Regions from separate parts of the Homo sapiens genome. Here region 2 is linked to region 1. Evidence: chromatin contacts called from ENCODE Hi-C or POLR2A ChIA-PET data. All regions are on one chromosome and are shown on one strand. The core of a region is the stretch at or near the end of the contact, and the rest is flanking DNA. Distances in the headings are between cores, read along the strand shown. Region 1 overlaps AK2 (adenylate kinase 2). Region 2 overlaps PHC2 (polyhomeotic homolog 2).

Region 1 (6,164 bases), core at 2,930-5,429:
TCATCTGATTTAATCCTATAACACTAGGAGATAGGTCCTTTTTACTGACAGAGAAACTGAGCTCAGAGGCTTTATCTTGCCTCAGGACACACATGTAGTAAGTAGCAAAGGTAGGATTTGAACTCATGTCTGTCTGACTCTTGAGTAGTCATTAATTTACATTGTTGCTGTGTAATCTAGATGAAGAGGCAGAAATGAATATGAATGGAAAAATACATACAAGTGCAGGGTGCCAGGTGGGAAGCATCAGATGAGTGACTTTGAATGTTGGGTTAGTTCAGGGATAGAACAAGAACTACAATTTGCTGAAGTTCTCCTGTTCATCCTCCTGTCCACCCAGTGAGGTTGGTAATGATTTCCTCAGTAAGTTAAGAGACATCTGAAATGCAAACACAGGTTTCTGTGATTAAAAAAAAAACAACTTAAGCTATAAGATACCTAGAAAAAGTGAACAGCTTGATTTATTTTACAATGTGAACAGATTTGTGTAGCTTACACCCATTATCAAGAAACAGAATATTGCCAGCACTTTGAAATCCTCCTTGTGCTCCCTTCCAGGAGGATAGCCACTAAGGCTCTTTGGGTTGTTTGTCTTAAAGCCTTATAGTGTCATGGCTAAGAGCTAGGGCTTGGTAATCTGGCCTGTTGCCAGTTCTTTTACTAGCTCTGTGATCTTGGGCAACTTAGCCCCTGAGTTTCATCTGTAAAATGCAGTTAAAAATAGTTCCTACCTCATGGGTTTATTATGTATTATACATACTAAGTACCGTAAAACAATGCATGGAAAACTGCTTGGCATGATGCACATGCTCAAAGTTAGCTAATGTTAATATGAATCCTCAGCGGAAGAAGGGGTAGTTGGGGAGGTGTTTTTGTTTTAGGAGACAGGGTCTCACTCTGTCACTCAGGCTGGAGTGCAATGGCACGGTCATAGTTCATTGAAGCCTCGAACTCCTGGGCTCAAATGGTCCTCCCACCTCAGCCTCCTAAGTAGCTGGACTATAAGTACCTGCCACCATGCCCAGCTAATTAAAAAAAAAAATGTAGAAATGGGGTCTTGCTGTGTTGCCCGGACTGGTCTCAAACTTTTGGCCTCAAGTGATCCTCCCAAAGTGCTGGGATTACAGATGTGAGCCACTGCTTCCAGCCCAGTTAGGCTTTTGATGGGAGAAATGTACTCAGAAGTATACTACAGAAAAGGCTTAGACCAATATTGGAGCAGAGAGGGCATTCCTGTGGAGTGAGGAGCTTGTGTTGAGGTCCTTGGAGAGGCATTTATGCCGCGTATTTGGGAACCATGCGTAAGAGCAGTTTGTCTGCAGTGGTGCAGGACGTAAACACAGGGCACTTGTGGAAGTAAGTTGGGAGGGCTTGGCAGGTTTTAGAAGTTGATTGTGGAGGGCAGCTGAGTGCCAGGCTAAGATATTTGGACTCTTCCTCTATTGTACCACAGAGATGTTGAAGGCTTCGGAATGTGTATGTTTTGGAGGGTAGGTAGCATATCCAACAGTGTTTTAAGATATGATTCTAGCTGCATGTGTAGGAACATTGACAGCAGGAGTGACAAAGACTGGAGGCACAAAGGTAATTGTGCCAGGCACAGTGATATGCGCCCATAGTCCCAACTACTCCGGAAGCTGTGGTGGGAGGATTGCTTGGGCACAGGAGTTTGGGGCTATAGTGTGCTATGCTGATCAGGTGTCTGCACTAAATTCAGCATCAGGCCAGGCACTGTGGCTTGTGCCTATAATTCCAGCACTTTGAGAGGCTGAGGTAGGCAGCTCGCTTGAGCTCAGGAGTTGGAGACCAGCCTGGGCAACATGACGAAACCCCATCTCTACAAAAAATACAATAATTAGCCGGGCATGGTACTGCATGCCTGAGTCCCAGCTACCTGGGAGACTAAGGCAGGAAGATTGCTTGAGCCCGGGAGTTTGAGGCCACAGTGAACTATGAACATGTCACTGCACTCCAGCCTGGGCAATAGAGTGAGACCCTATCTCAAAAAAAAAAAAAAAAAAAAAAGTTCAACATCAATATGGTGACCTCCCAGGAGCAGGAGACCACTAGGTTGCCTAAGGAGAGGTAAATCGGCCCAGGTCAGAAAAAGAGCAGGCCAAAATTCCCATGCCGATGTGTAGTGGGCTAACACTTGTGAAGCCACTGTGCTCCACCCTGGGCAACATAGCAAGACCTCATTTCTAAAAAAACATAAGAAGAAGATGATGGTTACAAGGTGAGAAGACTGGTGAATTTGGGATTAAACCAAATCTCTAGGACTGATAGTTTCCCTTTATTTCCTAGTTGTCAGGCCCTATGCTGGATGTCTTTGCATACGTAATCTTATTAAATCCCCACAACAGTTCAGCAGATAGACACTGTTTTCTGTTCTATGGATAAAGAAAACGAGACCTTAGAAAAGGTAATGTAATTTGTTCAGGATGACACAGTGAATAAACGGTAGAGCCCGTTTCCTAACCCAGATCTATACCACTACAAAACCCAGTCTCTGCCACTACATCAGGGCTTCACATACTGTACCCATCAGAACCTGAGGTGCTGCTTGAGAGCCACTCAATCATAAACTTTAAAGGTGGGCCTAGGAAATGCCCTAGATGATTGATAATACACTGAAATTTGAGAACCACTCAGCCCACCATGCTGTCTCTCTAGTGGTTTTAGCATTCCCATAATTACCCCAGAGTCCTCCACCCCACAGAGTTTTCATAGAGGTGATGAGCCTGTTTCTTGGGCTCAGCAACAGTTTTTGGCTGACAGCAACAGACTATGACTGAGTGTGGGCTTCAGACCCCTGCTCTTCAAAGTGTAGTTTAGAGCCCAGCCACTCATCCAGGCCGGGAAGCTTGCTTAAAATGCAGGTACTTAGGCCCTACCCTATTGAACTAGAATCTGCATTTTTTTTTTTTTTTCTTGAGACGGAGTTTCACTCTTGTTGCCCAGGCTGGAGTGTAGCGGCACGATCTCAATCCCAGCTCACCACAACCTCTGCCTCCCAGTTTTAAGCGATTCTTCTGCCTCTGCCTCCCTAGTAACTGGGATTATGCCACCACGCCCAGCTAATTTTGTATTTTCAGTAGAGACGGGGTTTCTCCATGTTGGTCATGCTGGTCTTGAACTCCCGACCTCAGATGATCCGCCTGCTTCGGCCTCCTAGAGTGCTGGGATTACAGGCGTGAGCCACCGCGCCCAGCCGGAATCTGCATTTTAACAGCATTCCTCCAGTGATTTAGAGTCTGTGAATGGCTGCTCTAAAGCATAAGTTTGAAGTGTGAGGGGACTATAATAAAGTTATTTCATTAGGTTTCTGCAGCCTGTAAATAAAGACTAATGCAAAGAAGAAAGACCATGGAAGGAAGCCTTTTATTTATTGAATGCCTGCTGCGTGTCTGATGTTTTTGGTACTTTATTTCATTTATCCTCATAAGAACCCTGTGAAGTAGTCATTATCCCCATTAAACTGATGAGGAAACTGACACTCTGAGAAGTTAAGTACTTAGCCCAAGATCACACGGCTACTGAGTGCCTTAGCTAGGAATCAAGTGTAAATCTGTCTGACTTCAAAACCCATGCGTGCTCTTTACAGCCTACCACATTGACTCCCAGGCAGCCAGCAGGAAATGAAGGAATTCGTTTTCTTTTTTTCTTTTTCTTTTTTTTTTTTTTTTTGAGACAAGAGTCTTGCTCTGTCACCCAGGCTGGAGTACAGTGGCGCGATCTCCGCTCACTGCAACCTCCACCTCACGGGTTCAAGCAGTTCTCTGCCACAGCCTCCTGAGTAGCTGGGATTACAAGCACCCACCACCACGCCTGGCTAATTTTTGTATTTTTAGTAGAGACGGGGTTTCACCATCTTGGCCAGGCTGGTCTTGAAGTCTTGAACTCCTGACCTCGTGATCCACCCGCCTTAGCCTCCCAAAGTTCTGGGATTACAGGCGTGAGCCACCATACCCAGCCAGGAATTAGTTTTCTTCCCTATTGGTGTGTGTTCTTTCATCTAGCTGTAGAATCCAATCACCTGGAACAGTGCATAAGAGTCCTGCAGTTTGGGAGTGATAAAAATAGAACAGGTTCTGTGCTAACAGCTCTTCTCTGTGGTGTTTTGGTCAGCCTTTCCACTTGAGCAAGCCTGACCTCCAAATTGTTTACCCAGGTTAATTTCAACAGCAATGAGAAAGATTGGCAGAAAGCACTCTCTAGATGTACGGCCACAGTGCCAGCCTGGTTTTTCATTGTCAGGGCTCCTGACATTCACTGATTTTGCAAAGTACAGAATTTTGGTTTTTTGGGTTTGTTTGTTTGTTTGAGACGTAGTCTTGCTTCTTCGCCCGGGCTGGATCTCGGCTCGCCGCAACTTCCACCTTCTGGGTTCAAGCAATTCTCCTGCCTCAGCCTCCCAAGTAGCTGGGATTACAGGCACGTGCCAGCACGCCCAGCTAATTTTTGTATTCTTAGTAGAGATGGGGTTTCACCATGTTGGCCAGGCTAGTCTCGAACTCCTGACTTCCGGTGATCCACCCGCCTCGGCCTCCCAAAGTGCTGGGATTACAGGTGTGAGCCACTGCGCCCAACCCAGAGTACAGAGTTTTTTTTTGTTGCTGTTTTTTTGTGAGATGGAGTCTTGCTCTGTCTCCAGGCTGGAGTGCAATGGCGCAGTCTCAGCTCACTGCAACCTCCAACTCCTGGGTTCAAGCGATTCCCCTGCCTCAGCCTCCTGAGTAGCTGGGACTACAGGCATGCGCCACCATGCCCGGCTAATTTTTTTATATTTTAGTAGAGACGGGGTTTCACCATGTTGGCCAGGATGGTCTCAATCTCCTGACCTTGTGATCCACCCGCCTTGGCCTCCCAAAGTGCTGGGATTACAGGCGTGAGCCACTGCACCCGGCCAAGTACAGTTTTTAATGCCTTCTCACTAGATTCCATTTTGCTATGAAGTCATTTCTTTGCTTTAACTGAATTGGTCCATGAATCACAAACCAGCCCTATCTATGTACCTTTTATTGTGTGCACCTAAGCATGCACCTAAGAAAACTCCCAATTACATAAAAATTAGCCAGGCACGTGGCTTGTGCCTGCAATCCCAGCTACTGGGAGGCTGAGGCAGGAGAATCACCTGAGCCCAGGGAGTTCGTGGCTGCAGTGAGCCGTGATCGTGCCACTGCACTCCAGCCTGGGTGATAGAGTGAGACTCTGTCTCAAAAAAAAAGAAAGAAAGAAAGAAAAGAAAACTCCCAGTGAACTGATTTGTTGGAATCGGGATCTAAACCTGCTTAGTTTATAAAACAATTGAACGGAAAAAGCTAAAATTGAGCTCCTTGAACTGATTATATTCCTTGTAAATTCTGCATTCTTTTTTTCCCACTGCAAAGCCAGTGTTGAGCTGTCTAGGGTCTCTTCCTGTTCTAATTCTGCATTCTCATGTATAATTCACCAAATATAAGCTCTTTAAGTACATAGTCTATGCCTTTTATTCATCTGTTTCCCAGGCTCCCGACAGGGTTCTTGGGAAAGGCATTAGTAAATGTTTTCTTTTTGTATGAATGAATATAGGATTAGGACAGGGGTTATGGTAACAGCCAGTGCCCACTGAGCGCTTACTATATGCCAGGGCCTGCATATACTGAATTCTGTATAATCTTCTCATCAACCCAGTGATACAGATACTATTACCATCTCCATTTTACTTAGAGGAAATTTGAAACCTAGAAAGGTGAAGTGACATCTTAAGTCAATTTTACATAATGGTTAGTGGACCTGGAGTCTGCAAACCAGCAGTTTAACTCTCAAGCCTGTGCTCTTGACCAAAACACTATAATGCCTCCTAAAACTAGTATGTAAGTGCTTATTATTTGCCAAGTGCTCTTTGTATATATCTCAGCTAATCCTCACAGCTACCTTCTGAGATGGAGCCTTTTTTGCCTTCATTTTAAACAGATAAGGAAACTGAAAAGTGAGGTGGCCACCATAGTACAGCTACTTAGTGACAGGGAAGGAGGAAAACCCAGTTCTGCCTGGGGGCAAACTGCTCCTAGTTGCCTCCCTGACCCAGTAGCTGTAGTACATGACAATTGTACATTCATCCCTTTGGCAAATGTTTATTCAGCACATGTTATGTGCCAGGTGTTGTACCAAGTGCATTATAT
Region 2 (6,498 bases), core at 3,734-6,233, 300 kb before region 1:
GGTTGTCCAAGGCCAGTGGCAAAGAAATCTGCCTGGAACACCTTAGCTAGAAGTGGCTCTCGCTCTGTTACATCCCTTCCCTGTTAGACTGGGCCTCCTAGAGTAACACTAGAAACCACCTGATCTCATGGGGTGGAGGCAGATTGCATAGCACCCCCAGCATTGCCCTAGAGTCGGTGCCACGTGACTGGCTACCAGGCTGCCTAAACACAGGCCACAAAAGGAGATCTAAACGCGTAAATAAGCTGCTCTGGGGTTCTGACAACTGAGAGTTCATTGGCTCTGTGGCCCAGGGTCTGTTTTTTCCTGCTATACTCTGTGGCGGCCTGTACCTCTGGCTTGGGTCAGGCATTGGGGTAAGGTGGAGAACAGTAAAAAAATCAGAAAATGGGTGCTGAGTCTCTCTCTCGTATGTACAGCCTCACACAGACTCCGCTCTGTCCTTGCCTGGAGATGCGTGGGTACTGGGTCTTGGTGCTTGATCTGGCACTGTGGGAAACCTGATCTCAGCCCTTAGACTCTTACTGGAATAGACATTTTCCTAATCTCCTGAGCCATCCGTTGGTCCTGGACAGAAGCCATCCCTGTACTTTGCCCATTAGCATCTTACCTCGTGAGCCAACCAGCAAAATAGGGCCTTGAGCCCAGCACACTTGGATGATGACATGGGGGAAGGTTTGAGGAGGGCTGGCCTCTGTGCCTGGATACTTTATACGTGTAATTGTGATGAGGATGGATAGCAAGGAAGCCGCTCCCACCTGACCCTCACGGCCTCCGTGTTACCTGTCCTCTAGGTGGGACGCTCGTCCCTGCTGGTGGGGAATCTCAAGAAGAAGTATGCACAGGGGTTCCTGCCTGAGAAACTTCCACAGCAGGATCACACCACCACCACTGACTCGGAGATGGAGGAGCCCTATCTGCAAGGTGGGCATCTCAGACCCTGAATCTCTCGGCCTCCCAGCGTGGCTGGAAAGGCAGGCCTCACACACTTCCTCTCTCTGTTTCCCCAGAGGAACCCTGAGCCAGCGAGTCTGTAAACATTTCCCCCAGCACCTCCTCAGCCTCCTTCCCTCAAAAAGAGGGATAGGGGAAATCACGGGAACCATGTGTCCTCTGCTCCCCCAATCCCCCTCCAGCCAACCACAGGATCCCAAGAATGGCTTTTCCTGTGGGAATCATTGGCAAGTTTTAGGCATGACTGTAGGAGTGGCCCCAGGCAAGTCCTGCCCTTCGTCCCTGCCTTGAGACTGGGGCCAGCTCTAGGTCACAGCAGAGACCAGGCAAGGCTGCTCTTTCCACATGAAGCACTGACAGAGCTGCACAGCTGCAGGAGCGTGGGCTCCTGAGGTCTTTTACTGGGTCAGCAGCCAGCTGCATAGATCAAGGTGTGATGATGCCAGCGGAGCAGCTGTGACAGCATCCAGAGTATTTCCTGGGGGCTCCTGCTTTCTTCCACAGTCATTTGATGCTGATTCTTCCCCACCTGTGTTTTGCCTCAGACTCAGACCACGTGGAAGAAAAAAATGTCAAGTCTACAAGGGGCATCCCCAGACACCCTTGAGTGCATTCCAGGGGTGAGAACCACTGGCATTTTCCATGCTAGAATGCTGCTGTATGTCACAGCTGTGGGAGCAGGAGGACCAGGCAGGATGGAGTAGGGAGGCCCCGTGGTGGGGCTGGCCACAGTCCTGCAGGAATTTCTCATTCTCCACCCTACCCATTTCTATACTTTTCAGAATCCAAAGAGGAGGGTGCTCCCCTCAAACTCAAGTGTGAGCTCTGTGGCCGGGTGGACTTTGCCTATAAGTTCAAGCGTTCCAAGCGCTTCTGTTCCATGGCTTGTGCAAAGAGGTGAGTGGCCCCAGCCCCCTCCATTTCCCCAGGACTGCACTTTATGTCCCACCTCCTGCCATTAATAGTCTACCCCAGGAGGTCCATAGGGGTGGCTTCTCCAGTTTCCTAGTTCCTCGACCCACCTGGAAGCAGGATGGCATCCCTAATTCAACAAGCACGAGAAGCCAGAACCCCTAAGAGCAGGTGGGAGAGAGCAGCGGGAGTCCAAGGAAAAGCCGCAGTGCTTTGGCTCGGCTGGCCCTCCTGGGCTCCACTGGCACCCATTCGCCTTTCCTAGCATTGACAGCCCCTGCCTTGTTAGGGTAAGCCTTACCCAGAACCACAGCTATAGTGTTCCCTTGGTGAGCTCTCGCCCAGCATAGATCACTAATGGTCATCATAAAAACCACTGCCATTTCCTGAGAACCTGCTGTGTGCTAGTCACTGTGCCAGTCAATTGATACGATTATCTCATCTTCAAAATAACTCCCAAGACAGGTATTACTATTGTCCCCTTTATACAGGTTAGGAAGCCAAAGTACAAAGGAGTAGTAGTGCCTCAGATAACATAGCTAATAAGCCATGGGCCTGGGGATTTAGGCTTGTCCAATTCTAAAGCCATGTGTGGTCTTTGTACCACAATGGAAGCAACAGCTGACCTTGAAGCCCTGAAATCCCAGAAGAGAAGAAATCTCTAGGTCCCAGACAGAGGTGTTCTGCATGCCAAGCTAGAGTTCAGCTATCTTCAGCCCTCATTCCCCTCAGGCTGTTGGAGCAGCCAGGCCACTCCCCAGCAGGACAGTGGACAGTAGTTTCCCGTCACAGGGTAACATTTATAGTGGAATAAGTCAGGTGTGAGCTTTCGCCCTGGTCCAAGTCCAGGTGTCTCAAACATTTTACAGACATTATCTCATGTTGTAAGACCAGACCTAGAAAGTGAGTGGTATTACCCCCAACTCCAGATAAGGAAACGGAGGATCAGGGCTTAAGTGACTTAAACCCAAAGTCACACAGCTAGTAGTTAGTGATGGAGTTAGGATCTGAACCAATAGATGGACTCAAAATTTGTCAGACAGCTTGGCTGTGCTCATTCTGCCTACGGCCCATAAGCACAATGACTACTGTGACATCCCCTGTTCCCCTGTCCCTGAAGGTACAACGTGGGATGCACCAAACGGGTGGGACTTTTCCACTCAGACCGGAGCAAGCTGCAGAAGGCAGGAGCTGCGACCCACAACCGCCGTCGGGCCAGCAAAGCCAGTCTGCCACCACTTACCAAGGATACCAAGAAGCAGGTAAGAGGCGGGCAGAGCCTGAAGCTCCATCCCCACAGTCCCCACAGCTTCCCTTCCATGGCCCTCGACACCACGGTCCCCTCCAGCTGCCGACTTCAGCGCACTCTGCTGTGCTCTCATTCCTTGTAGACCTGTCCAGTCGAGCCTTCTGCACCCCAGTAGGTCCCTTCATTTAGACCCATGGGTGCTTACAAGGTTCCCTGCCCCCTTCCGTGGCCTTGCCTCAACATCACCCCACCTTCCAGTTTGCCTCCATCCTTGGCTTCTGGGGCCACGGAAATGGGGTCTCCCCTGGGCTGCTCAGGTAACCTCCTGCCTTACGTGGAGGGCTGGGTGAGAAGGCAGCCTCCACCCTTTGTTTTGCCACCTTTTTGCCTCCCTGAACACGCGAGCACAGAGTTCTTGAAGGTCTCTACCAGGAACATGGGTATTCAGTCATTAAATATTTTTTAGCACCAGCTGTATGCCAGAAACTCTGTTAGGCACTAGGCTCTAAGGACACAGTCTCGCCTTAAAGGAACTCCACAGCATGGTGTGATGTTTTATAACCTTATGTATAATTTTGCCTTATTTTTTTTTTGTCTTAAACCTCCTTAAGAATGGTCCAAAGCTGTGTACGTACAGAAGAAATGTTACATGCTATTTCAAGTGGCTCTGTGATCACCTCCTAGAACTCAGAGCCCTGCTTTAAAACTCATGTTTAGAAAAAGATAATTGCAGTATTGTGTGGTAGACACTACAATACTAAGAGGGACTAACTCTGCCTAGGGTAGGAGACAGGACAGCATGGAAGATGCTGTTAGATCTGGGAACTCAGATGTGTAGTAGTAGGCCAAGTAGAAAAAGGAGAAATACCTCCTTTGTTCATCACTGCTGCTAGAGATGGTTTGTTCCCCCATCCTGAAGAAAACTCTCTGCTCCCAGCCAACAGGCACTGTGCCCCTTTCGGTTACTGCTGCTTTGCAGCTAACACACAGCCAGGAAGACTCCAGCCGTTGCTCAGATAACTCAAGCTATGAGGAACCCTTGTCACCCATCTCAGCCAGCTCATCTACTTCCCGCCGGCGACAAGGCCAGCGGGACCTGGAGCTCCCCGACATGCATATGCGGGACCTGGTGGGCATGGGACACCACTTCCTGCCAAGTGAGCCCACCAAGTGGAATGTAGAAGACGTCTACGAATTCATCCGCTCTCTGCCAGGTAAGGCCCTTGGAAATTCCATGTCTCCCCGGAATAGCAAGGAAAGAGAAAATGAGAGACCCTCCCACCACCAGGAGGATTAGGTAGTTTAGTTAATGACTCAGGTTCAGGAACTGGGGTGCAGAAATGAGTGAGATGAGCTCCCTGCCTATAAGAGCTTGCTTATATTCAGCATAGAATGCAAACTATAAATATTCCATAGCTGTAATTCTGTATATTTTCTGGCATGGGAAGTGATCTGTGTGAAATACAGAGATGATAATGTAATTAACTGTCTCTCTCTCCTGGGAGAGATTAGGAGGGGAGTCAGGTAGAGTGTAGGATATGTGTCAGGAACATCAAAATTAAGAAAATAGCCAGGTGTGGTGGCTCACACCTATAGTCCCAGCACTTTGGGAGGCTGAGGTGGAAGGATTGCGTGAGGTCAGGAGTTTGAGAACAGCCTGGGCAACATGGTGAGACCTGTCTCTACCAAAAAAAAAAAAAAAAAATTTAATTAAGAAAATGTAAACTAAATGACAGTAGACAGACAAGTATGCCTTTGCTGGATGGAGAGACTGCAAGAGGGCGCACATGCAGAGGCATGAAGATAGGGAAGTCTGTGGTATGGCCAGACATGGCACAGAGCCCTGCGTGGTGGAGCACAAGTGGTGGTGAGGCCCGGGATCTAGGAGCCAGCTGTAAGAGGCAAGCCTTACATCATTCACAGATGCCTTCAGTGGGGCCTGGATGCATTACTGTTTTTCTGCCAGTCTCACTCATACACCGACCAGGTCAGGTATTCATGGTAACCACAAGCCTCTTTCTCAAGAGACTGCAGTGTGGTTAAGAGCACAGACTTCTGAGTCACACAGAACTGGGTTCAAATTCTGGCTCTGTCACTTAACCTAGTATGTTATCTCTTCATCCCCAAAATTTTTATTACACAGTTGCTGTGGGTAAGGAATTCAGGAGTGGCTTCCTGGGCCGTTCTGCCTCAGGTGTCTTATGAGGTTACAATTAAGATTTATCAGCCAAGGCTGAGGTCACGTGAATACTGAAGAGCTGTGGGATCTCTTCCAAGGTGCCTCACTCACGTGATTTGCCCTGGGCTGGCTGTTGGCAAGAGGCCTTGGTTCTTGTCTATATGGGCCTCTCCAGAGGGCTGCTCGAGTGTTCTCATGATATGCATGGCAGTGGGATGTCCCCACAGGTAGGGATCCAGGAGTGCAAGGTAGAAGCCACTGTGCCCTTTATGATCTAGCCTCTGAAGCCACGTACTGGCATTTTCACAATATATTTTTTTAATTAAAATTTTTCACAATATCTTATGGGTCACACAGGTCAGTCTTACTCATTGTGAGAGGGCATGAACTGGGAAGCAAGGATTATTGGGAGCCATTCAGAGACAAGCCATGTAGTTCACCATGACCCCCAGAAATTTGTGTTCCTTCCTCATGCAGAATACCCTCACCGCCACCAAATCCCCGACAGTTTGGTCCCATGACAGCATCAGTTTGAAGTCCAGGCTCTCATCATTGAGGTGAGATGAGGCTCCTGGGGTCCAGTTCTTCAAGTATAGGTCCTCTCAGTCTGAAGATCTGAGAACTAGAGAGAGAGGCTATCTGCTCCCTTCCACAAACCCAATGCACAGTGGGACAGCCATAGGATAACCATTACAGACATGCCCATCCAAAAAGGGAGAAACAGGGAGCGTACAAGAGTCGCTGATCCATTCCAGTTCCGAAATCCGCTAGGGTTTATGGTGGCATTTCCTCAATTGGGACTCAAAGCCTGGGAGTGATTTCTGTCTTGGTTCTGCCCTCTGAGTTCTCCTTCCTTTTCTGTGAAAAGTAGCCTGTATTTTCAGTGTAGTCGTTTTCTCAGCCTGCTTCCTCCTTTTTATTTTATATTACCTTTGACTTTTTTGTTTTTTGTTTTTGAGATAGAGGCTTGCTCCATCACCCAGGCTATTGTGCAATGGCGTGATCTCGGCTCACTGCAACCTCCGCCTCCTGGGTTCAAGCAATTCTGCCTCAGCCTCTTGAGTAGCTGGGATTACAGACATTCGCCACCACACACAGCTAATTTTTGTATTTTAGTAGAGATGGGGTTTCACCATGTTGGCAGGCTGGTCTCAAACTCCTTACCTCAGGCGATCCACCCACCTCAGCCTCCTAAAGTGCTGGG

Evidence for each region. A loop is a pair of places that touch in the nucleus more often than their neighbours do. ChIA-PET counts read pairs that join two places held with the same protein, here RNA polymerase II (POLR2A). Pooled maps may share reads with other maps.
Region 2: a pooled map of gastrocnemius medialis shows a loop between it and region 1 (3-fold over the local background). The contact joins two enhancer-like sites. A Hi-C loop is called at or near these places in 1 of 168 maps with a recorded cell type or tissue (gastrocnemius medialis) and 1 of 50 pooled maps. POLR2A ChIA-PET finds 5 or more read pairs at or near these places in 1 of 52 experiments (activated CD4-positive, alpha-beta T cell).

Annotation. Positions count from the first base shown.
Region 1 is chr1:33,025,271-33,031,434 of GRCh38, reverse strand. All of the region lies in intron 1 of AK2 (adenylate kinase 2), which reads left to right. Among named protein-coding and RNA genes, the nearest start is that of AK2, 8.5 kb to the left of the region's middle. Within about 2 kb of position 4,179, at least 4 of the 41 ENCODE cell types and tissues checked have a DNase peak (open chromatin) inside an H3K27ac peak, as active enhancers do; they include gastrocnemius medialis, where a contact is called at or near this core.
Region 2 is chr1:33,326,701-33,333,198 of GRCh38, reverse strand. PHC2 (polyhomeotic homolog 2) reads left to right here. Exons shown (of 15, transcript NM_001385109.1): 11 at 795-924; 12 at 1,737-1,851; 13 at 2,987-3,128; 14 at 4,053-4,329. MIR3605 (microRNA 3605) reads left to right here and starts at 707; the gene lies at 707-806. RefSeq lists enhancers at 2,615-3,115, 3,116-3,616. Within about 2 kb of position 4,983, at least 16 of the 41 ENCODE cell types and tissues checked have a DNase peak (open chromatin) inside an H3K27ac peak, as active enhancers do; they include gastrocnemius medialis, where a contact is called at or near this core.